2 separate regions of the Homo sapiens genome follow, and region 1 is linked to region 2. A link is a loop called in an ENCODE intact Hi-C map of the cell type or tissue named here. Cell type or tissue: gastrocnemius medialis. All regions are shown on one strand. Links, peaks and the distances in the headings refer to the core of each region. The heading gives the core; the rest is flanking DNA. Region 1 overlaps CTIF (cap binding complex dependent translation initiation factor). Region 2 overlaps CTIF (cap binding complex dependent translation initiation factor).

What was found. A loop is a pair of places that touch in the nucleus more often than their neighbours do. Peaks named below come from ENCODE experiments on the same cell type or tissue, not always from the same donor. Only the 100,000 strongest peaks of a DNase experiment are listed, where the experiment ranks them.
Region 1: a loop joins it to region 2, with 2.6 times the contacts of the local background. A loop is called at or near these places in 32 of 110 quality-filtered maps.

What each region holds. Positions count from the first base shown.
Region 1 is chr18:48,543,068-48,555,534 of GRCh38, reverse strand. All of the region lies in intron 1 of CTIF (cap binding complex dependent translation initiation factor), which reads right to left. Among named protein-coding and RNA genes, the nearest start is that of CTIF, 10 kb to the right of the region's middle. RefSeq lists enhancers at 5,140-5,641, 10,349-10,914, 11,433-12,207, 12,208-12,467. In gastrocnemius medialis, for the core only: no CTCF peak of the experiment used is centred there; DNase peaks (open chromatin) are centred at 5,774, 6,944 and 9,624; H3K27ac peaks cover 3,419 bases.
Region 2 is chr18:48,596,504-48,608,970 of GRCh38, reverse strand. The region is part of intron 1 of CTIF (cap binding complex dependent translation initiation factor); the gene reads right to left. Among named protein-coding and RNA genes, the nearest start is that of CTIF, 64 kb to the right of the region's middle. In gastrocnemius medialis, for the core only: no CTCF peak of the experiment used is centred there; no DNase peak of the experiment used is centred there; H3K27ac peaks cover 553 bases.

The sequences.
Region 1 (12,467 bases), core at 1,972-9,971, 54 kb after region 2:
CATCCCCACCTTCTCCAGGCCTGGAAGCCCATCCACCCCAATCCCCATCACAGTCACTTTGGGCAGAAAGCTCCAGCCTTCCTCTGCAAAGTGGGTCAGGCCTCAATAATCTCACCAGCTTCTGAACACCCTTGACCTTAGCTCCCTGGGCCACTCAAAGGGGACTCAGATGAGGTGGCCTGGGCTACTCATCAGGGCTGTGAACAGTCCAGGCTGGGGAAACAGATCTTTGCCACAGATTATTTTGGCAGGAGCTGTGAAGGAATGGGAATCCCCATATCTAGAAGCTGCCCATGAAGAAAAATTACACAGTCATGGGCTACATTAACAGAAATATAGTGTCCAGATGGAGGGAGGTGACAGCAGCATGATTCCTGCACCACTCAGGTCACACCTCGAACACCGTATTCCATTCCGTGTCCCCATTTTAGGAGAAGCATTGATAAAAGAGATGTACAGAGAAGGGAAGCCAGGAGAGGTTTGGACACCTTATCCAGAGAAACCTTAAGGGAAGAGAGCTTACCTCCAAAAGAAGATTTGGCACTCTGAATACTTGGTCACCCTGGAAGGAGAATGGGATATGCGTTCTGTGTGCCTCTCAGATCACAGCCAGGGCTACTGGGAGGCACACCTTGGTCTAAGATAATGTCTTTAGGCCCGGGCTGCCAAGTAATGGCCTGGGCTGCAAAGCTGTAAGCTTCCAATTCCCGGGAGGCTACAAGGCAGATGCCTGCAGGAGGCCAAGCCTCTCTCAGGTCCTTCTGGGCTTTCAGATCTGTGATTAAGTCATTTAGAGCCTCTCCCATCTTCTAGATTGAAGTGGGAAGGAGAGCCTCAGGGACCTCAGGCAAATCTCAGGAAACCTGGAAGATTCTTTCTCTCCGAAAAGCTGGTGTTAGGCTGACAGAGAGGAGAACTTGGGAAAGGGGCCATGTTCCCAGCCCACCAGAGTACGATAATGCTCCTCCATCGTGGATCCTGCCTTCAGGGGGCTTTCAGCCCTATCCCCACAACCCTACAAAGGCATAACCTCTCCACTGCAGTGCACTGGCAAACACAGTGAAGAGGGTGCCTCCATCGCAGTGCCTGCCTCGGCCTGGGAGGAGACAGACAAGGGCCGCTGGGTACAGGGGCAGCCTGGAGCCAGTTCCTGAGGGAGACACAGGAACCCAGAAATTTCCACACAGTTCATTCTAGAGAGGCAAGAGGGCACAGTTCAGAGAACCAGTCCTCAGTTTGTCTTCTCACTGGCAAGCCTGGTATGCGAACTTGGCCAAGTCACTGGTTTCTCTTGCTTAAATGTTCCCATTGGAAGAAGTGCACTAGCCCTGCCAGCTCCCTAGGCACCTCACAACAATGCCAGGGGTAAGGACCCCTGGTGGCACCAACAACAGCAAGAAATGAGAAGACAACTTAGCTGGTCACACTGGCGGACAGCCACTCCACCACAGCAGCTGGGTGTGCACAGCCTCTTCACCCACTGCAATCTGCAGGCCTCTTCCCATCCACCCAAATACTGGTGTCAGGGAGCTTGGGAGTCTGGAGCTCTGAGGTCATGAGTGGGCCGCAGAGAATCAGGAACTTTGTGGCTCATGCCTGTAATCCCAGCACTTTGGGAGGCCGAGGCAGGCAGATTACGAGGTCAGGAGATTAAGACCATCCTGGCTAACACAGGGAAACCCTGTCTCTACTAAAAAAAAAAATACAAAAAATTAGCCGGGCATGGTGGCGGGCACCTGTAGCCCCAGCTACTCGGGAGGCTGAGGCAGGAGAATAGCATGAACCCGGGAGGCGGAGCTTGCAGTGAGCTGAGATCACGCCACTGCACTCCAGCCTGGGCGGCAGAGCGAGACTTGTCTCAAAAAAAAAAAAAAGGAAAAAGAAAAAGAAAAAGAAAGTCACTCAACCTCTTTTCCAGTTCTAAAATCTACGACAGATACATTAAGTAAACTTTTCTAATGAGGTGAGTAAAATCACGAACGCCTCGTGGGATGAGCCAGGAGCTGGGCGGCTGCAGGTTAACAATCCTTGTTCTGACTGCCCTGGTTACAGTCTGCATTCCGGGAATTACCCCATCACCCGCTCCTCACCGTCATCTGCCAGCCACCTGGGCCTAAAGGCAAACGGAAACAGGATGGAGGGAAAGACACAGAGGTCTTTGGCTCAACTTGGGCCTCCAAGGCTTGCCACGCCCGTGGCTGGCTTCTCTCTGGTGCGAATGAGGCTGCAGGCAACCACGTTTTTGTTTCACCTAGAGGAGGAAATCACAGTGACATCACTTCACCAGCAACCCTCTCCCCACACGCTTTTGTGGACGTCACTCAAAGCCCACACCATCAAAAGCCTAGAACAAACCTGGCACAAGGTGGGGATCATTTCTACCTTGTGCAAAGAGGTAATTTTGTAGGGAAGGAATGAATGGCCAAACCACACTTCCAACTGGCCGTATCAGGAAGATGTGCAACTGTTCCCTCAGGTGTAGGCAAATGTCAAAAACATCTCAGGGATTCTCCCTCCTAATCCCTGTATTATAGAAGGATGGGCACTGGGAACCTCAGAATGAGAGGATCAGAGACTTTAGTATTATATCGTCCAAGCCCTGAGGTCACCGAGGACAAAGCACCCAGATGTGAAGTGACTTCCCTGAGAGCAGCCAGATCACAGGTGGCCAATCTAAGACCAGTGACCTTTTCAGAACATCAGGGGACTACAGGGGAACCTGCCAATCCCTGTGTGTGACAGGCAAAGCTTGAGCAAAACTGGTTATGCCACTTCTTAGCTGTGTGGCCTGGGGTAAAACACTCAACCTCCGCTACTGTCTGAATGTATCCCCCCAAAATTCACAAGTTAGAAATCTAACCACTGACTCGATGGTATTAGGAGGTGGGGCCTTCAGGAGGCAATTAGGTCATGAGGGCAGAGCCTCATGAATGAGGTTAGTGCCCTCATAAAGGACACCCCAGAGAACGTCCTCACCCATTCCATCATGAAAAGAAGCAGTGAGACGGTGCAATCTATGAAAAATTGAGCCTTCACCAGACACTGAATCTGCTGGCACCTTGATCTTGAACTTCCTAGCCCAAGAAATAAGTTTCTCCTGTTCATAAGCTACTCAGTCTATGGTATTTTGCTATAGCAGCCCAAATGGACTAAGACACAGGAATCCAGAAATTTCCACACAGTTCTTTCTAGAGAGCCAAGAGGGCACAGTTCAGAGAACCCGTCCTCAGTTTGTCTTCTCACTGGCAAGCCTGGTATGCAACTTTGGCCAAGTCACTGGCTTTTCTTGCTTAAATGTCCCCGTTGGAAGAAGTGCCCTCATTTTCTCATCTATGAAACAGAAGCTGTAATGGCTAATGAAGACAGCACATGCAAAGTGCTTACTATGACACCACAATACTTAGCAACTGTTAGGCTTTGAAAGTTATTATTAGGCCAGGCACGGTGGCTCACGCCTGTAATCCCAGCACTTTGGGAGGCCTAGGCGGGCGGATCACGAGGTCAGGAGATAGAGACCATCCTGGCTGACACAGTGAAACCCCGTCTCTACTAAAAATACAAAAAAAATAATTAGCTGGGCGTGGTGGCGGGCGCCTGTAGTCCCAGCTACTCGGGAGGCTGAGGCAGGAGAATGGCGTGAACCCAGGAGGCGGAGCTTGCAGTGAGCCGACATCGCGCCACTACACTCCAGCCTGGGTGACAGAGTAAGACTCCGTCTCCAAAAAAAAAAAAGAAAAAGAAAGTTATTATTGGATCACCCAGGTTTCAGGAGAAAGACCACCTGTTCAATCCCTGCGTTTACAGACATCTCCCCACTGCCCAAATGCAACAGCTTGCAGGCCAGAGTCCACACAGGCCTGGGTTTCTAGCCTGGCTTCCCTGTGTGACCTCAGGAGGAATGCTAACTTTTCAGGTGTATCTGCAAAAGAGAAGAATAACAACTACACTCAGAGCTGAAAGATGAAATACACTTAGGGGGTGAAGTCCTAAACACAAGCATAACACACAATGCATGTGTATTAGTATCCATGGCTGCCATAACAGAGGACCACAAATCAGGTGGCTGAAAGCAACAGAAATGTATGATCTCATAATTCTGGGGGCTAGAAGTCCAAAACCAAGGTGTGAGCAGGGCCACACTCCCTCCACAAGCTGCAGGGGAGAATCCTTCCATATTCATTTGCTAGGGCTGCCATAGCAGGCCACCATAGACTGGGTGGCTTCATCAGCAGAAATGTATTTATTCTGGAGACTGGAAGTCCAAGATCAAGGTGTTGGCAGGGCTGGCTTCTTCCAAGGCCTCCGTCTTGACTTGCAGATGGCTGCCTTCTCGTTGCATCCTCACACTGTTGACCCCATCTGTGTCTTATCTGTGTCCTCTTCTTCTTTTAAGGACACCAGTCATACTAGATTAGGGCCCACTCTCATGATCTCATTTTACCTTAATTACCTCTTTAAAGGCCTGGCCACCAATCCAGTTCTGAGGCGCTGGAGTTAGGACTTCAGCATATGAATTTTGAGAGGACACAATTCAGCCCAGAACAGGATAGTTGATTACCTTTCTTCCTCTTAGGGAGGAAAACATGTAGAGATCCGTAAGTTCTCGTCCAGGGCACTGTGCAGTGCCACACGGAACTGGTTTGGAATCTGGACAGATAACCAAATGAACAAGTCCCTTTCTAGAAATATGTATCTTGCCTTAAAAATACTTTTTTTTCCATGAAGCATGGACCCTGTGGCCGGCACCACCCTAGCCCTATAGGAAATGCCCTGATGACTCCCAGGACAGTAGCAAGGTGCTCATGATCCCAGGGGACAGATAGGCAAGTATCCAAGGAATGATGAGGAGGCAGGGAGTGATGGGAAGTGCTAAGTGCTCTAGCAACCCACAGACTGTGCTGTGGGAAGAGGGGGAGGAGGACACAGTGACACCCTGAGCAGAGTGGAGAGGAGCCCAGAGGGGACAGATTTGTCTCTTAGCTTGCATGGTCAGCCCCACGGCCTGGGCTGTTTGCATGTGTATGTATAGAGGGGATAGTGGTTTGGGGAGGGGAAGGTGGCATCCACCACCATCTTCCCACACCCTGCATTCCCTGGGGCCAGGCTTCCCAATCAGCAGGGACAACAGAACTCATTCTGCAGAATGTGCAGGCCACAGCTGAGCACCAATTCCTCTCCCCAACCCACAGCTGCCTGCAAAGGTGACTGCCATCCTCTACCAACCCACTGGAGCCTCAGGCCCTCAGGCCTTTCCAGTCCTGCTGCCTAGGCCACCAGTGACATATGCTCCCTCCCTCTGGACAATTCTGCCTACTGGGGTTCTCCACCTGGCCCCAGTGTCGGGAAAGTGGAGGAGCTGCTGGGAGAACAGACCACAGAACCCATGTCCTGGGACCACAAAAAAGGCATCCATGGAACACCTGGGATCCTATGCACCAGCATTACCTGTGGCTTAAGAAGTAATAATTACCAGAAATGGCAAACCTATAGTGATATAAACCAGGTTGGTGGTTGCCAGAACTAGGGGGTGAGATTTTAAAAAAACAAACAAACAAACAAAAACCTCAACAATATTGAGATATAAAAAAAAGTAAAGCTAATTCACTAACTCCCCCCCAATAAATAAAAACATCTTGAAACTTGGTGAAGTAAATGTTCCTCTTTGCTTAGCCAACCATTGCTCCCTTCCCCACTTCCTTGCAAACACAGCTTGCCTCTTGCTCTAGATGAGGCGAAAGCACCAGGGACTTGCTTTCTCCTCCTCCACTGGAGCGGAGGCATGGGTACTGACCCGTTTCTCTTCAAGGAGCCTTGATAGAATCTTCAGCAGGGGAATTCTGGGAAAGGCTTCCCTTCCTGACAAATTAAGACAGACAAGGAGAATCTAACCTTCCTGCCTGCCTTTGGACGCAGTTATGTGAGAACATGATGCCCGGAGCAGTGGCAGCCATGCTATGACCATAAGGGGACTGGCCTGAGAACAAAGGCCAATGTGCTGAAGATGGCAGCCTAGGTTAGACAGAGTCCTTGAAATGATCGCTGACTCCCTGAATGAACCAACCCTAGAGCTCCTACCTTTAGACTTCTGGCTGAGTTGAAACACCTTGTTTTTAAAGCCATCGTTAGTACACTGTTCTTTTACCTGTAGCCAATAACATCCCACAAGCCCGATGGTTTTCATCTGTCCATACTTCCACCCCAATCCCCAAACTGAGATCATGGTGAGATATAAGATAGAACCCTGTGGCTGTAAACTGAGCCCCATCTGAATTCTGAGTTCAGTCCCCACAGATAATGCTTTCCCCTACGTCCTCTAAGCAAAGGAAGGAAACAGCTGCCAATTCCTCTTGTGCACGAGCACCTCCCCCATCACCCCTATGTGCACCCTGCAGTATAAATGACTGATAACAGTGTCTGATAATAGTGTCAGGTATGACCCACATGCATACGCCCTCCCTGGCCCATGTGTCCATAAGCCCTCACCTACCCAGGACAACCTCAGTTTATATCTGTGTCCCAGCATGATTATCCATTGGAAAAAAAAAAAATTCACAGTCATCCGACTTCTGGCTGCCTTGGCACCCTTTTCATTCTCCTGACCCCATACTTACCACCTTACACTAGCGCAAGGCTATTCTGTCTTCCCCAGCAAGATGGGCAGATGGGCAGCAGGGACCCTGCCAGGCTTACCTCAATTCATCTCACCTCACTCCTAGAGCCAGACCCACTGCAGATACCATGTGTGTCCACTAAACTGAGGCAAAGGTTAACAGCTAAAAGGATTAAGGCAAATCAATAGAATGTGGGCAGAAGAAACCATTTTTAGAGGGAGAAGAGGAGAAACTGGGTGCTTTCTCGGAATCCCTGACCTTCACTATTGGCCTTGTCTGCACAGGGTCCTTCATGCCAGTGGCAGAGCACATCCAGGCACGTCCAGCCATCTGATGCAACCTTGCTGCAAAGGCAACGCATGCTCTTTATTACCCAATCTGCTGAATATGTGACCCACACAGATGCCAAGCATCAAGGAGATGGAGGAACAGAAAGACATTTTGCTTCCTGAGAGTGCCCAGGGTACTGTAGGTAGATACCGGAGACAGATAAACCGCATGCTGTAAAAAATACTTTGCTTGTAAACACCAGCCTGTTTGGTGACATGCCAAGATGTGAATTCTCTAGCAGGTCACTTTCTTGATCTCATGGTTCAAACGTGTAAGTATCTCAGCAAATGCCCCAAGAGTGTGGGACAGGCCTGTGTGTTCCCAGCTACTGGTGAGATCATGATACTGCCTACCCCAGGGGAAGGCCCTATAAGGGAACAGCATGGGGAATGTGTCAGCTCCACCCACTCTGGATGGAACCACACACATTCTTTCTGAATCCCTTCAGGGCTCAATTGTCATAACTACAGTTAGGCATTACCATATCTCTGCCTCTCTGTCTCCCTCAGAGAGGTTACTTTCATTTAGCGAGGCACACAGAGAGCGCCCAGCATTGTGCCTGGCATTTAACAGGCACTCAATAAACTCCCTGCACTCAATAAATTCCACACAGCTCCCTGCATGGGATTCCCAAGTTACTTACTTATAAGCTGAAATGTATTCTGGGCGTCGGAGGAAGGAACTTGCAGCAGGTGCTGCTGCCTCTCTCATGATCATCCGAAAAGCACCGAGCCAAAGCTTCTCAGAACTCCCCCATCACAGACTGCGCCTATGCAGCCGGCTCAGCTACCCTCACATCTATCTTCAAAAGCTGCCTCTGTGTGAAGTAAGTTAGGACAGAAGTTGGCTGGATTCTCACAGAATCTCAGCTTGACAAATGGAGGCCCTTCCAGCAGAAGCAAGCAGGATGGTGAAAGGTCTAGAAACCATCTCTCACAACAGCTGCAGGGGCCATGGGTGAAAATGGCCAGCGAGGAGGGTGGCCAGAGCTCAGTACAAGGCCTTTCCAGCTATAACATAAGGGAAGGCGCTGCCTCCAAGGCAATAAACTCCCGGCCACAAGCAGCAAGCACATTGGAACCAAGCGCTGCTGCAGTCAGGATTCCCACACCAGGTGGAGGGTTGACCAGATGACCTCTAAGATGTCTCCTGAGTTTGAAACTGTAGGAACTAAAGACTCTGAGCATGGGAAGACAATGTAGTGCCCAGTCTAGAGGACCAGTAGCAACTGCAATCTGCACAGGGCACCCTTAAGGGGACCCTGGAAAGAAACCTTATCTGTAAGAACCTGACCTGAGTATGCAGTAGGGAGAATGTTCTGGGCTTCCTAGACGGGGCTCATCTGAAGTTTTTTCCTAAGAGATGAAGGCTTGGATGGAACTGTCCTTCTCTGCCATCCTGCACATGCCTCCCCGAGTTGTGCAGCTGTCTCCAAGGCCCTTTTAAAAGGTTCCTACCGAGGGGCACCTCTGCCCTTTCTCTTCTCTCTCCTCCCTCACTTACCCTGCCCTGATCGCAAAGCATCTCCCAAGGTGGAGATTTAAGTCAGCAAAGGGCAAAGAGCCCCAGACTCTCCCCAGGCCCCTGATGCCCTAGAGCTCACAGTCAGGAAGACACTGGCCCCCAAGTCTTTACATGCTAATTTCTCTCTTGAGGGCCTCCTGGACCACATGTGTAGTGGACATTCAAAGCTCTAACAGGCCTGAGGTCTCACATTTCTAGGGAAGATTTTTCTCCACCTCACATCCAGGTCAAGACAAAAAGCAGCACACCCACTTTCCATCCCCCATGCGGACGGGCTGCTGTCTAGTCCATCCTTTCTCCCAGCATGCAAACTTTTACCAGGTCCTGTTTTAGGCAGGGCTCTTGATTCCTGGTATCATCTCTAGTCTCGGAGGAGATGCAGTCACGACTCAAACCCTTGGGCTTTGAGGCCAGGAAGCACCCCTCAACACCTCTCCCAACCCCCAGGCCTAGACGAGCCTCAGCTGGAGCTCACCGTCCACACTGCCTGAGATCCCTGGGGATTTCCCTTACATTCCATGAGCTTAGCTCTTCTTTGAAAGGACGCTAGCTACAGCTTACACAGCCTTTCTAGGTGCTCTGTCATTGGAAGGTTTTCAAGATTTTTACTCCACTGTGGTACTAAAAGTATTCTAAATCAGTCTTGGGATGCCCCTTTTGGACGTGCTTATGGAAACCTTCCCTGACTGACCTCCCACCCCAGACGACTAACTCTGGGTACATCCCTGCAGATCCACAAACATAGACTGAACACACACTTACAATGTGCCAGGCACTATTGTCGGTTCTGAGAATTCAAACATGCAAAGACTGGACGTTTGCCTAAAACACATCAGCTCTATAAAAATGAAGTATGGCAGGAAGAGAGGGATCTGCAACACTCTATTTAAGTTGCATTCCACTCTTCCCTGGGGTTGTTACAGCTTTTTAGTGGCTTCATATGTTCATATCTTCTCTCCCCAACAAAACTACCTGCTCCTGGAAGCAGGTTCCAGGGCTTCCCCACTCTGTACACTCCAAGGGGCTGGGACAGGGCTCTGCTCACTGTGGATGTTAAAAAGCGAAATGCCTCTCCCCTAACTCACTCTAATGCTTCCAGCTGAAACACGCTCTTGGCTGTCGCTGGATTCTGCCAGCTGGGCCTCCAGCATGACACAGCATCCCCGCCTGGCTTCCCTGACGACAGCGGCCGGCATGACAAAGGATTATCTGACAATGGGAGGAAGAGGTCTGCTCTCATTGTCTACAGCAGCCCTCACCGTGGTTACGCTCAGTGGCCAATGCTTCCCCGCTCCCAGGGCTCAGCTTGGGCACACACTTCTGCAGCCTCTAGCTTGCACAGTGCATTGTCTGTAGGGCAGCACCACCCCACTATCCTACCAGCAATTCCAATTCAATACCGGAGCACTGAACTCACCATGATCTTCCCTCCCACCCCAACCCCAGCAGACCCTGCTCCAGCAACCAGAAGTTCGCACCTGAGTTAAGAGCTGCCGTCCATCTAGTCAGTGAGGCCACAAACCTGGGAGCCACTGAGATGATTCCCTTATCCCCCAAGTCTAAGTAATCACTGCGGACTTTACTCCCAACTAATTTTAATGTATGACCTTTGGTCCATCCTTAGATGCATGGCCCTTGTTCCAGGTCTCACCCCCTATGACCTGGATGCCGTGGAGAGCCTGTTACTGCCTCACCAGTCCCATGGCCGCCTGGCTCCCAGTCCTGTTCCCTTCCGATCCAAGCAAGGCTGTACACCTCTCTGATTAAAGTCCTTCCTCTATGCCTTACCTGCAGGCTAAAAGCCAAGGTCTGAAACCAGGCTTACAAAGCTCCTCCACTCTGAGCGCTGTCTGCATCTCCGCCTTTGCATTTGACCTCACTGCTTGCGGTTCCTTCCTACACCCAGGCAGCCTCATGCCTCCACACCCTGCGCACGCCATGCCTTCTCCCTGAATGCCCGTCTCCCATCTCCTTTCCTGGCCAGTTCCTTTTCATCCATTAAGATTCAGCTCCTGAGCCGTCTCCTTTAGGAAGCCCTCCCTGACATCTGAGGCCGGAGCAGGTGGCTGCCCCTTGTCTGTGCCGCTGTAAGGGCCTTGGGCTTCTCTCTACCTAGACTTCCCACATGACGTTGAATGGAACTGTTTATGCATCTGTCTCTCCCACTAGAAAGCTGGCTGCTTGAAGGCAGGGGGCTGTACCTGTTCACTGTCATAGCCCCAGGGCCTAGCACAAAGACAGGCATAGAAAAGCAGCCCGACAACTACTGTGAAGCTCGCACCGACTGCAGGATGATCAAGTAAACCTCTTAGGTCTGTTCTACCCACCCCAAGCACCTAGTTGCCCCCTAACCATTTTTGGGCCATTGCCCCAGCCTAAAACCTCCTCCACCATTACCCAGGCCTACTCCCAAATTCACCTCATCCATGAAACCATCCCAAACTGGCTCCACTCTACAGATCGTTGCTATGGTAACTGCCTCCCATACTTTATCTCCCCTACCCCTTGGGTAAGTGAGCATTTGGGTCTGGCTCTGTGGCCGAATATGAGTGAACAGTAGGCATTAAGAAGCTCTGGGAAGTTCAAGGCTTTCTGTTCATCATAATGATGTCAGACAGCAAGCCACCTCAGCCCTGAGCACTGGACCTGAAGTCTGAAGTCAGGGTTCATATCCCTGCTCTACTGCTTACTCGTGACTTGGGCATGCCACTAACCATGAAGGCTCAGCTTCCTGCTCTGCAAAATGGGTATAACAACAACTGCCTCACAGGCTGATAACGATAACCACCTATTATAAAAGGCAGATGGGATAATTTGTGTGAAATAGTTTGCAAACTGTAAAGCCAAATCAAGTGCAGCGTATTAAAGTAGCCCCAGTGTCAACCAACCACTATCCAACCTTTCTGTCCTTCTCCCTACCAGTAGTTTTGTCCTTACTTGAGTCAGTTGAGAATCAAATGAAATCTGTAGATTCTCTTCCTAGAAAAGTACACACGCATCCCAGCTTTGCAAACACTTCCAAAAGGTTCCTGAGGACCCTGCCTCAGGGCCAGAAAGCCACAGACCAAGCTTAAGAGCACTGTAGGACACCAAGACACCCTATATTTCCCAAATACAGACCTTCATTTGCTCATGAATGCCAAAGATGAAGATAAGGCAGGAAGGGCCAGTTGTGAAGGAAAGAGAAGTCAAATGAATTTCAGAGCCCTTCCCAGAACCAGAAGACAGGAGAGAAGAAGATAAAGAGTTCTCACTCTTTGGGAAGAACCTAACTTTTTTCCAGAAAGCATTACGGTACATAGAAAGAAGATTGGATGAAATCTCAAATTCCAGGATTTTTTACCCACTCTGCTAAGGGCTCACCATGACCTTAGGCAAGTCATTCCACTTCCCTAGGCTTCAGGTCTTCACGTGAAGATCAGATCATCTTCAAAGTCCTCCCCAGCTCTGGGTGCCGGAGATCCAAGGATGTGTCTGTTCTCACCCCGTTGTGAACCACAGCTCTGGCCTTAATTCCAAAGTCAGAGGCATGCTGAGAGCACGGTGCTAACACAGGGAGAAGGCCACCATTATAGCAAGGTTCTAAATTAAACCGCACACAGCGGGAGGCAGGGGCAAAAGAAAACCCAAACCTGAAAGGAAGCAGCTGAGCTCAGGGTGCCGGTGAGTCAGCAGTGAGGCCCAGAGGTAGACGCCCCCTCCCCCTGCCAAGCCAAGGACATCAAATGGGGCTGTGTTATCAGGTAAGTTATGCAGAAATGCCACCACGTGTGGAGAATTCTCAGAAACTGCAATTTGCCTGCATGTTTGTACCTCCTGTTCTCTATCTGGGCTCAGGATTCTCTCTCCAACCTAACCACCCATCTCCTGCCTCCTCCTTCATGACCTGAGCTGCAAACAACATAACCTTAAAACAAGGGCAATGGAGCCCAAAACAGAAATGAAATTAGAGGACAATATCTGGGACCAGACGGTGAGTTTGGGATTAGATAAAAAGCAGAC
Region 2 (12,467 bases), core at 1,568-9,567:
CAATGTGTCCACAAGCACCTGGGGTAAGGCTAGAAAGGGCATCCAAGTGTGGTGGCAGCAGCGCTCCAGGCCTTCCTTCTCAGGCAACGTTCTCTCTGGCATCTGTCTTGGGGTTTCCAGGGTCCCCAGTCAGCTTTCTCCCTCTTGGCAACAGCTCCCTGAACTACAGACCAGCTGGAGCAGAGAGAGTACCGAGCTGTTTCCAGAGCCTGGTGGGAGTGTCCACAGCCCAGAACAGGCTGTGCACAGGCTAGATCTCAGCAGGCTGTGGCCTTGCAGGCCTGTCCAGGTGGTCTTGTGCTATGGTTGCAAGGCAGAACTGGCTCACGTTCGAGAACAGCAACCCTTTCTCTCTACTCATCCTCAAGAACAGCTCAAGCCCACCTCTTAGATGCCACCCTGACCGGCCCAGGTCACAGAGACCCCTCAGAATGCTCATAGCAGCCACTCACTGGGCCCTTGGGCTTCTGCCTGCCCCCACCCCCCCACCACTTTCGATGACCGCCTTGTCCTGCAAGGAGCACAGTCACAAAGCAGAGATTGCTACCGCCTGTGCTGGGGCCACGTCTGGACCATGGTGTGTTCTGGTTAGCCAGTTAGATATTTTAAAAATATTTGAGCTAACGTTTATAAATCAAAATATTTCACATAAAAAGCCACAATTTCTGACTTTTCTTGAAAAAACTGGATGATCGAGCAACACTGGCCCACCTTCTTGCGCTGTAACCATCAGCTAGAGCTAAGAAGTGCTGTCCCCTTCAGACCAGGCAATCAACCCCAGTTCTCTGCAGACCCATACACTCTCTAATGCCTCCCCGCTGCTCACAGCCTCACTCTCACCTGGCTCCCTCACTCACACATGTTACCTGCCTGGCCCCTGTAAGGCATCCGAGTTCGAAAGTCCCCTGCGAAAGAGCAACTAACTGGAAGTGGTCTATGCCTACAAAAATGAGGGCTCCCCCTCAGAACTTGGAAATAAATCAGGACGAAGGATTGCCCTTGGGAGTTACACTGTGAAATAATACATGATAGTCCAGGTCCAAAACAGAAATATGCAAGGTCATTGCAAGCAGAAAGAAAAAAAGGCTCCAGACCAGCAGTACTCAACCATAACCTGGCTGAAGATAGCCACAGCTATTATAGAAGATGGTGTCACTCAGCAGAAACTCGGCTGTGCATACCCAAGCTCCTCCTAGGGACAGGGTGCTCCTGCTCAGTGTCTCAAGGGAGGAAAGGACAGCCCAGGGATGTCCCACTGCTCCTGTAATGCCCCCACCACCCTCCAGCTCAGCCTTAATGTGAGCTGAGTGGCTGCCTCCTTCCCCAGCTAAACTATGAGCTCCTGGAGGCTGAGGACCTGTCTGCTCCTTTCCTTGGACCCTGGGAGCCTGAGCTGACCTCACCATAGACATTCAGTTCCTCTTTTTGACAGTTTCATGATGGATTCCCAGAAAGTAGAAAATGGTCAGCAGCAGGTAACAAATGCTCTGCCCACCTTGGTATTAGCAGACGGCTGCTGATGGGCACAGATGGGTGGCACATTACAAGTGGACCCAGCAGACACAGCTTGGGTGTCAGAGGGCAGGCCCCTCTTCTGCCAGGGAGCCCTCATGTATCCCACACAATGCCTGAAGCATGCTGGACAGCAACCACAGGAATCTCAGACTTGATCCGGTGCCCAGCGCTCTTACAGCTCTCCCTGAATTCTCTACGAACCACAGGGAGGCAAAGAAATCGGCAGCAAAAGCCCAGGGCCCCTGATTCCTGGAGTGGCCTCCAGGCCCAGAGACAACACAGCACAGCTGCCTCTGCCTTTGCTTGGAGGACCCGAGGGAGGGAAACTCCTGCTCAAAGGCAGCTGCCCTTTGACCTTTCCTAAAGCAGGAAAGCAAATCATCAATATTGTATTCCCCACAGATTGTTGGTTTCCAAACTATTTTCCTCTAATATCATACTTGTTTTTCAAATGAAATTATAAACGACTCCCCCCAAATATATAAAAGATAATAAATACCTGTGTTTATTGAGAATTTAGTATGTGCCGGCCCCTGTGCTAAATGCTTGTCATATATTAATTTAATCCTCAAGATCATCCTATAATGTAGGCATTATTTTTGTCCCCCTTGTACAAATTAGGAAACTGAGGACACGAAGGGTTGCTCAAGGTCACCTGGCTAGGAAGAGGCTGGCTCAGAACTGAAACCTGGACAGAATGGCTCCAAGACATGGATACTCTGACCAAAGAGAGTGAGGGTCCCAGAGCTCCACTCCCTCAATGTGCCAGCCCTTGCCCAACATCCCCCATAAGCTGCTAGACCCTGTCGTCCCTCCTGGAGTGGGCATTGGAAACTGCTCCAGATCAAGCCTTTGGGTCCTGTCCAGGGTGCCAGAAGTTATGTACTCTCCAGGGAGTCCGAAGTCATTTAGGGAGGTCTGGAGGGTGGCACTGGGCCTCATGCCCCTGGAGTCTGCACAGCTCAGCATTGTCCTTCCTGCCAGTCAGCTCTTAATAACCCTGCGGCTGCAGTTAGGCAGAGCATGCATCACCACCCCCTGTTACCCTCCCATATGGGGACCCTGGAACAGTATGCCAGTGGCCCAGTGACAGGGCAGGATGATGACCCAGGCATCTGACTCCAATCCTGAGCATTTGCCCTGGACTAGCAATATCTCAGATTCCCACTCCTTGTGGCATGAACCAATGAGTCACTGAACGTTGCCCCCAGGTTGAGCTGAGATAGGGTAGGAGCTCTGAGGAAGGGGGAAAGGGACGGATGAGACAGGTGCAGTCCTTTTGAGCTGCAAAGGCTTCTTCTGGTTAGAGGGTATGAGAAAGCCAAGCTCTGCAGGCCACACATATTTGCAAGCCATATCCACTACCTTGTAGAACATAAAGCCCGATTACAGAGGCCTCCCACAACAGATTGCCAAGCCAGAGACAAGACCTCTTGGCCAAGGCCACATAGAAGGTTCAGGTATGGTTTCCTAGGGTTGGTTTCCCCAGTTACTTCTCTCTGGAACATGATCAAGTAATTGGGAAAACAGGCAGCCAGAAAAATCTAAGTTCCAGTTAATTCCATCAGGAACCCACTCTAGTGTGCGTGCTTGAGAACAGGGACCTTTTCGTTTTTCCCATCATTGTATTTCCAGGACCTGGTATGAAGTGGGCAATCAACAGAAGCCGGAAGGGAGGACTGTGGGCTCCCTCCGAGAGGCCCATGGTGGGCCTCTGTGACCTAAGAGCTCCTCCCACAGGCTAGTCTGGGACAGCTGCAGTGAGGAAGGACTCCCAGGTGCAGCCAGATGCCTTGCAGCAGAGAGCCCACAGGGGGCAGCTCCTGATGGCTGTTCTAATTAGTCCATCAGAGTCTTTGGTCTCTACTTCCCATTATTTCTGTGGTTAATTTCACCCACTAGAGCATGGTAGCAGCAGATAACCTCTTCACACACACAGCAGGAGAAGTCTGTAGCCAGATACAACCGCAGGGAGCAGGCTGAGTGGTTAACTGGCAGATAATTAACTGAGAAATCCCCCACAGCCATCTGCAAACTACACTGAGACATGGAGAAGGAGGGGATATAAGGCCAGAAAGGAGCCTCCCATAGCCTCAACTGTCACTGGATTTCACCCAGAATCCTAGAAGCTTAGAAGTAAAAAGACCTTACAAAGTATCGAGTCAAGTGTTGGAGAGGATGTGGAGCAACTGGAGTCCTCAAACACTGCTCATGGGAATGTCAGATGGTGCAGCTGCTGTGGAAAACCATATGGAATGGTTTGCAATTTCTTGAACCATTAAACATAAACCTTATGACCCAACAATTCCACTCCAGGTATATACCTGAGAAAAATGAAAACACATGTCTACATAAAAACTTGCACACAAATGTTTTTAGTACCATTATTAATAATAGCCAAAAGGTAAAATCTACACAAACATCCATCAACTGATGACTGGATAACAAAATATGAACTATGCATGCAATGGAATATTACTCAGCCATTAGAAGGAATAAAGTACTGATCCACGCTACCACATGGATGAACCTTGAAAATACAAAGCTAAATGAAAGAAGCCAGTCACAGAAGATCACATAAGATTTCATTAATATGAAATGTCCAGAATAGACACATCTAGAGAGACAAAAAGTAGAATGGTGTTTGCTTACAACTGAGGCAGGAAGGAGGCAGGGAGACAAGGGGGTGATAGCTAAAGGGTTTCTTTTAGAGGTGATGAAGGTGGTAAAGGTCACACATATCTATAATTAGACTGAAAACCATTTAATTGTATATTTTAAATGTGTAAATTATAAAATATATAAATCGAATCTGAATAAAGCTGTTAAAAAAGTAATGTACATGGATTGGCCCCATGATTATTGACTTGGGTTGGAATCTCTGGCTTAGTAGCTTGGAGGCCTCTCCAAAAAAACCATAGTTGTTAGAATCATCTAGGACCAAATGAATAAAAGAACATCAATGACAAGCCTTAAAACGCCGGGCGCAGGGGCTCACGCCTGTAATCCCAGCACTTTGGGAGGCCGAGGTGGGCAGATCACAAGGTCAGGAGATCGAGACCATCCTGGCTAACACTGTGAAACCCCGTCTCTACTAAAAATATACAAAAAATTAGGCAGGCATGGTGGCAGGCGCCTGTAGTCCCAGCTAATCGGGAGGCTGAGGCAGGAGAATGGCCTGAATCCAGAAGGCAGAGCTTGCAGTGAGCCAAGATCACACCACTGCACTCCAGCCCTGGGGAACAGAGCGAGACCCGTCTCAAAAAAAAAAAAAAAAAAAAAAAAAACCCTTAAAAAAAAAATCACGGAGTCAGCGGGGTGTGGTGGTTCACACCTGTAATCCCAACACTTTGGGAGGCCGAGGTGGGCAGATTGCCTGAGCTCAGGAGTTCAGCTCATGGGCAACATGGTGAAACCCCATCTCTACTAAAATACAAAAATTAGCCAGGCATGGCGGCATGTGCCTGTAGTCCCAGCTACTCGAGAGGCTGAGGCAGGAGAATTGCTTGAATCTGGGAGGCGGAGGTTGCAGTGAGCCAAGATTGCGCCTCTGCTCTCCAGCCTGGGCAACAGTGAGACTCCATCTCAAAAAAAAAAAAAAAAAAATTTCACTGAGTCTAGGCTCCCACTGAATCTGGAGAACTTGTTTGAAGCTTCCTGGAAGGGTATCTGTTGCCTCACCAAAGATGAGGATGCATCTCATGGTGCAGCTCCAGCCAGCCAGCAAGCCAGCCACCCATCTATATCTATTCATCCATCCATCCACCCAGCAATCCACCCACCTACCCACCATTCATCCATTCATCCATCCATCCATCCATCCATCCTTCCATCCATCCACCCACCCACCCATTCATCCATCTATCCACCCAGCCAGCCATCCACCCCCCCATTTATCCATCCATCCATCCACACATTCATCCATCTATCCATCCATCCATCCATCCATCCATCCACCCACCCACCCACCCACCCACCCATCTAGCCATCCATTCACTCACCTATCCATCCATTCATCCACCCATCTAGCCATCCATCCATCAATCCACTCATTCACATATCCATCCATCCATCCATCCATCCATCTACCCACCTATCTAGCCGTCCATCCCAATCCACCCATTCATGTATCCATCCAACCATCCATCTACCCATCCATCCACCCACCCATCGGTCCACCCACCTGCCCTGCATCCATCCATCCATTCATCCATCCATCAATCTACCCACCCACCCATTCATCCATCTGTCCATCCACCCACCTATCCACCCACCCATCTATCCATCCAACCATCCATCCATCCATCCATCCATCCACTATCTAGCCATCCATTCATCCATCCATTCACCCACCCACCCATCTAGCCATCCATCCATCCATCCATCCACCCATTCTTATCCATCCATACATCCATCTATCCATCCATCCACCCATCTATTCATCTACCCATTCATTCATCCACCCATCCATTCATCTACCCATTCATCCATCCATCCATCCACTCATCTAACTGTCCATTCACCCACCCACCTGTCTAGCCATCCACCCATCCATCCACCCATTCTTATCCATCCATCCATCCATCCATCCATCCATCCATCCATTCATCCATCCATCCATCCATTCATCCACCCATTCATCCATTCGTTCACCCACCCATCCATCCACCCATATGTCCATTTAAAAAACACTAACTCAAGCTTGGTATTGAATGTTACGGACACAAAACGAAGGGCAGAGAAGCGATCACACAGTTATGACATCAAGGGTCAAGTGCTACAGGGGCCCAGAGAAGCAGCACCAACATAGGAGAGAAACACCAAAAACGTTATTTTTGATCTGCTTGCTCCACTTGACAGAAAAATGAAAACACAACTATTAGACATTAGAACTAGAAGAGATCTTAGAAAGCAAAGTCATCAACTGTAAGGCTCACCATTATTTTATGAACCACAGAGAAAATATGCTGTCAATTAAGCTATGCCATAATGCCTTCATGATAGTCTTACATGTAGACAAATTGCTCACGCAGGCCTCACCTGGCTCTGAGACTGTTTCATCTCTTCTGAGTCAACTTCTGGCAATTTCTTCCACCTTTCGTGGCATTGTTTAGCATGCATGAGACTGACAATTCTTACTGTTTTATGAGATTGCAGTCTTTCCTCCAACAATATTTGCTTCTCTAATATTAAATTGGTGCCCCACTGCTCTGTCTTCTGGCCCTTCTGCTAATAAATCATGATGAGACCCTTTTGTAGACACCTTTAACGACATTCATACTCAATACATGGCTAATCAACAACAAACCTCTTTTAATGGAGGATGTGACACTATGAACAGTAGGCCCATGTTCACACAGGCTCAGGCCATGACGACTATGTCCTGCCTGTCATCTGGCAACAGCAAGGGTGCTATGCCAGCGATAGTAAGATGCAGCCTGATTTAAGAAACATTAAGATGTGAAATGAACATGCCTCCTAGCATCAGTGAAACGAGCAAGCCAATTCTTCATATTATAGGTGAGGAAACATACCCACAGAGCTATGATATGACACACCCCAAATCCCAGAGCCTGGACTAAAATTCTTGCTTCCTGAGATTTGTGCCAATGTCTTTTATTTCTCATCCCTCAGGCTGCCTCCAGGAAACTGCCATCCCTAAGCTTGTCTTCCATTTTCTTGCTTCAAAACAAAAGTGTTTTAGAGCATACAAGACAGTGAGTTGAACATATCAGTATATGCAGTCTTGGTCCAAGAAGCCAGTGAGGGTGGGTGATGGGGGCCCTTGTCTCAATGCCATCTCAGAACCCTGCTTCAATGTGTCAGTAAGCAAAGAAAGACCATTAGTTTATAGCTGTCCTGAGACTGCATTTCCACTCCCCACAGGCTGGTCCCCAGGCTGTCATTCAATAATATTGTGCCATGTTTACAGATGAGGCTGGCCAGATGTTTTCTCAGACTCATATAACTCTCCCTACAGGAAGGACCCTCGGGGGGACAGCTTTCCCATCAGATCGCCTATGAGAAAGTCTGGCAACGCCCTTGCCAAACCCAGTGTTAAAAATCATTATTCCTGTTGTGCACGCACAGAATATATAGAGATCAGAAGGCTGCTAAATTGATTCTCAGTGTCTAAACATGCGGTCAGTACATCTACCTCACAGAGCAGTAGATCAAGGTGGGGGAAAACACATTTTTCTTTTGGGAGCCTGGAATCGCCGGGCTGGACCCTTGAAATTAACACAGATTAACACGATCAGGTCCTCTTTGCTTCTACAAAAGCTCTTTTTACTTTTCCTATAGCTAGATAAAGAACGGGCCTAACACCTTAGTGGTGAGGGCAGATCTCAGTTCAGCTGAGCTGAGATACCCTTCTCCGCAGGCCAGACCAAAGCCTGAAAGGACCATCATCCAAATTGGAAATGTGTCTACCCAACACGTAGGAGAGCAGTGGCCTAAGGAAACACAGTGTCTACGTGGCTGAGAGAGCAAGGAGGCGCCTCTCAGATTTCAACAAGCTTAACATTCTCACCAGGGACATGCCAATGTAAAATGTCACCAGTATGAGACAGGCTGCACTGGGATTGATGTAGCAGGAGGCTACTCAGGGCTGGCTGGGAATATTGCAGGGAAAGGGAAGAACTGGTTTGGCTGCAAAAGATAATGAAGAATTTGTCTATCTCATCCAGCACTATTCAGGAGAGGGGATGGAGAGACTGCCAGGAAAAACCCCAGCATTCCAGTCTGATTTATAGTGACAAGCCAAGAACAGAGCTGGGGACACCGAGATATCAGAGCTCAGAAGAAATATCCCTTCAGCTCACCCAGTAGCCTTTGCTCTGGCTCTGTCCTTGACTCAAAGCGCAACAAACGCCTGTCACTTCCTCAGTGTCTGCCAGGCACTGTGCTAGACCTTGGGATACCAAGGCGAATGAGAGATGGGCTCTGCTCAAGGACATCCCCAGAGTGGCAAGGAGAAGACAGAGTATGAAGTGACAAGGACAGCATAGGAAATCCTGCCCAGAGCCACATCTGCTTGCTCCAACTGACAGAAAATTAAAAACACAACAGTTACAAAGGTGCCCATGGGGAGTGACACACAAATGAAGCACATACAGACACAGGCTTCGGAGCTCATCGCCACCGCCACATGACCTTCAGGAAGTTCCTGAACTCTTGAGGCCTCAGTCTCCCCAGCGCCAAGTCACTCTTGTTACTTCCTGTGTCAGCCCCAGCTCCCCACCCTGGGAGCTCCCTAGAAGCAAGCAATGATGGGGCGCATCTATTGCATGCCTCGGGGGTTGGGGGCAGACTCTGCACACACTCAGGTTTGATTGCTTTTAGTGCTCTCAACCCCATGGGGTGCATGCTATTAGTCTCTCCAATTGACAGTGAGGAATCAGAGGCATGGAGATTATTAGACACATTGGTTGGCAGCTAGGTGAGTTGTCCCTTCTCACCTCACACCCTCAAAGTGGATTGGCCACTTGGAGGGTGTCACAGGTAGGAAAGCTTTGAGGTCACTGGGCTGGCTCAGGGAAGCCCCGTGACAGGCCAGGTAAGGCTGGGTCACGGCACCCTCTGTTAGGGCTCATCACATCACACTGGGGGCCTTGTCCATCTACGCAAGACACAGGGGTCACCCTTTCGCCTCCTAACTCCAGCACATGGTACCCACCCTGTCGCTAGAGGAGATCTCCTTCTAATCCTCTGGATCCTGTGAGCACAGCCAGGTGCCTGTGGACATGGGCAGTGCAGAGGCCAGCTGAGCAGGAAGGTGCTGGCATGAGGGGGACAGTCTGGTGGGCACTAAGACGTGCCCACACTCAGCTACAGACATGGCTTGCTAGCTTATTCAGCCCTCAGGAATTGTTTACGAAGGGCTGTAATAACCCGGGATTGCTCATGACACCATGATATGTAGGAAAGAAAACACAATTTTTAATAGACCCTGAAATCTCAACTACATGAAAATACATAGAAATAGGACTGTAAACTACAAATATCCAAAGACATCTTTCAGAGGTGGTATTAGGACTAACTTTTCTCCTTTTGCTGTTTCTGTATTTTCTTTTTATCTCCCCAAAATGAGATTTTGGCATTTTTATGAACAAGAAAAAAAAAAACCTTTAAGAGGAAAAATGTAAAGGTTGGCTGTTGACCCCCCTGGCTAGAACACTGGTTCTGAGGAGTCTGTGTCCTTTCAGATCCGGTCACATGCTGGACATACGGAGGGCATGCCTATCAGTGTGAGGCCCCGGCCACACCCTGGGCCAATAGAACCATCTGCTCAGACTCCTCCAGCAACACTGCTTTACAGTTCGCCAGGCCTTTCCAACACCCATGAGCTGATCGGCAGAGAGGAGATTTTCTGCTCTGTTAAAGCTCTCAGGCCCCCGTCGGGTGGGCAGTCCTCCCACGCAGAGAGGTCTAAAGTCTTCAGGTCAAAGGTGGCGGCATCCTATCCATTGATCACTCCATGCACCACTATTGAATCTGGAATCTGCTCCACTCGTATAGGGGCAGGGGTGAGAAAGAGTCTTGCTGGGATTGTCCCCTGCCCTTTCTCCAGGAAAAAGGCTGGGGTTGGAGGTGGAGACTAATCACAGTGTCTCCGTTCTGGGTCTCTTGCAAGGAAGATAGTCCCCATAAAGTACTTTTGGCCCATGCTGAATACTTCACTACATTCAAGAAATGCTGATGTCCTTATTGGTGCTATCATGCTCATTCTTGCCCTGCGTGCTGTTATAGAACCCTCTCTGTTGACCACAATGGTAAGTACAGGAGCCTGCCCGCCCACACCACCATGCCGTTTCACCGTTTCATGGCCCTCTGAGCTGCAGATCCTTCTGGCTGGCAAATACCAAAGGGTTCCCAAGTTCTGACCTTAAATTTTAAATGCACAGAGATGATACCTGCCATGAGCTTATTGCTGGCTCCCCTCAACCTCAGCAGGCCCTGCTGCATATATTCTGAGTCTGTGTATTGCTGGAGGCAGGACAGGCTTCATGCACTCCTGAGCATCCTTGGAAGGTGCTACCTTGGCCTCAGAGCGGAGAGGTGCCTGCCACACCTTCTCTCCTTGCTAATGACAGCACACTTCCAACTTCCTTCAGGCTGAGCCTCTGAAAACTTAAATATGAATGAGCAGAAGTTCACAGGCTAAGTTAGGTGGTTTTGATTGTTCGTTTGTGACTTATAAAGCAACTATGGTTCAGGGGATGCCTGTGATGTTCCTTAGGTTGCCAAGTAGGAAAAATCTGGAGCCCTGGTAAGACCATCAGAGCCTCCGCCAACTCCCCATTACCCTCAGCTGGGGTTTCCCTGCCCACCCAGGCCATCTACCCACTGTTTCAGAGTCTGGAGCTTACTGCAGGCCCACTGGAAGTCTAAGGGTTTGGCTTCAGGGTGCCGCAGCCAGAAGATGAGCTGGAAAGGCTGAAAGGGCATTGGAATAGAGGGTGATAGAGGCTCCATCCTAGGCCCTGCTGCAGGCAGAGATCCGTCCCCTGCACTGGCCACTGGGTCTCCTCATCTGAAACAGCCAAGTTCTCAGGCTGGAAAAGAGAACACCCAGCGTTGGCCCTCCTCCAGACAAGAGGGCTGGAGCTGCATGCCAGCACACAGGCTGCTTCCTCAGCCCATTCTGCCCAGACAACTGCTATCCACCTGTGTTAGGCCATTCTCACATTGCTATAAAGGAATACCTGAGGCTGGGTAATTTATAAAGAAAAAAGGCTTCATTGGTTCATGGTTCTGCAGGCTGTACAAGCATTGCACCAGCATCTACTTGGCTGCTGGGGAGGCTTCAGGGAGCTTTCACTCATGGCAGAAGGCAAAGTGAAAGCAGGCACGTCACATGGCCAGGGCAGGAGCAAGGCAGGGGTGGGGCGGGGGGAGGGTACCACACACTTTTAAACCAGGTCTCACGTGAACTCAGGGAGAGAGTTCGCTTATCACCAAGGGGATGGCACCAAGCCATTCATGAAGGATCCATCTCCATGATCCAAACACCTCCCACCAGGCCCCACCTCCAACACTGGAGATCATATTTCAACATGAGATTGAGAGGGGACACATATTCAACACATATCACTACCCTTCAAGTCCCAGCCTGCATGCCTTCCTTCCCAGGGCTGGCTTTCTGGTGACTGTTAGCTGACTGGTCATCTATCCAGTCACAGGTCTGTCTCCCGCTGGAGGCTGTGGTTCCCTTAACTCTATGTCTTCCTCCTTTTCCTGCTGCCTCATGCAAGGTAGGCAGTCAGCAAATCGATGATAAATGAATGAGGCAGTGAACGAAGAGGCCAGTTGATGTTACACTTCTTCGTTCACTGTTCTATCCTATGTTGCACTAGAACTTTATCCTCCAACATTTGCCCCTTATTCCACCCACTCAGCATCCCCAGGAGACCAGGAATTTGGGGCAGGGCCCACATGATGCAGTGGAGGTGGAAGATATGGCTTTACACCTTCAGGTTGAGGAGCCATTAAAAACAGCAGTCACTGCTAGTTGAATCTGGAAAATCCATTCTCTCCTTCCTTATTAACAGAATCCTTATAACACTGGGGGAGAAAATGTACCTAGAGAAAAACTACATTTTGCAGCCTCCCTCACAGATAGGAGTGACCAATGAGGTGTAAAGGGAAGTTACTGAACCCTTTAAAGGAACTGATTCCAGACATGTGCGGTGGCTCACGCCTGTAATCCCAGCACTTTGGGAGGCCGAGGTGGGCGGATCACAAGATCAGAAGATGGAGACCATCCTGGCTAACACAGTGAAACCCAATCTCTACTAAAATACAAAAAATTAGCCAGGTGTGTTAGCACACACCTGTTGTCCCAGCTACTCGGGAGGCTGAGGCAGGAGAATCGTTTGAACCCGGGAGGCAGAGGTAGTGAGCCAAGGTCCCGCCACTGCATTCCAGCCTGGGTGACAGAGCAAGACTCT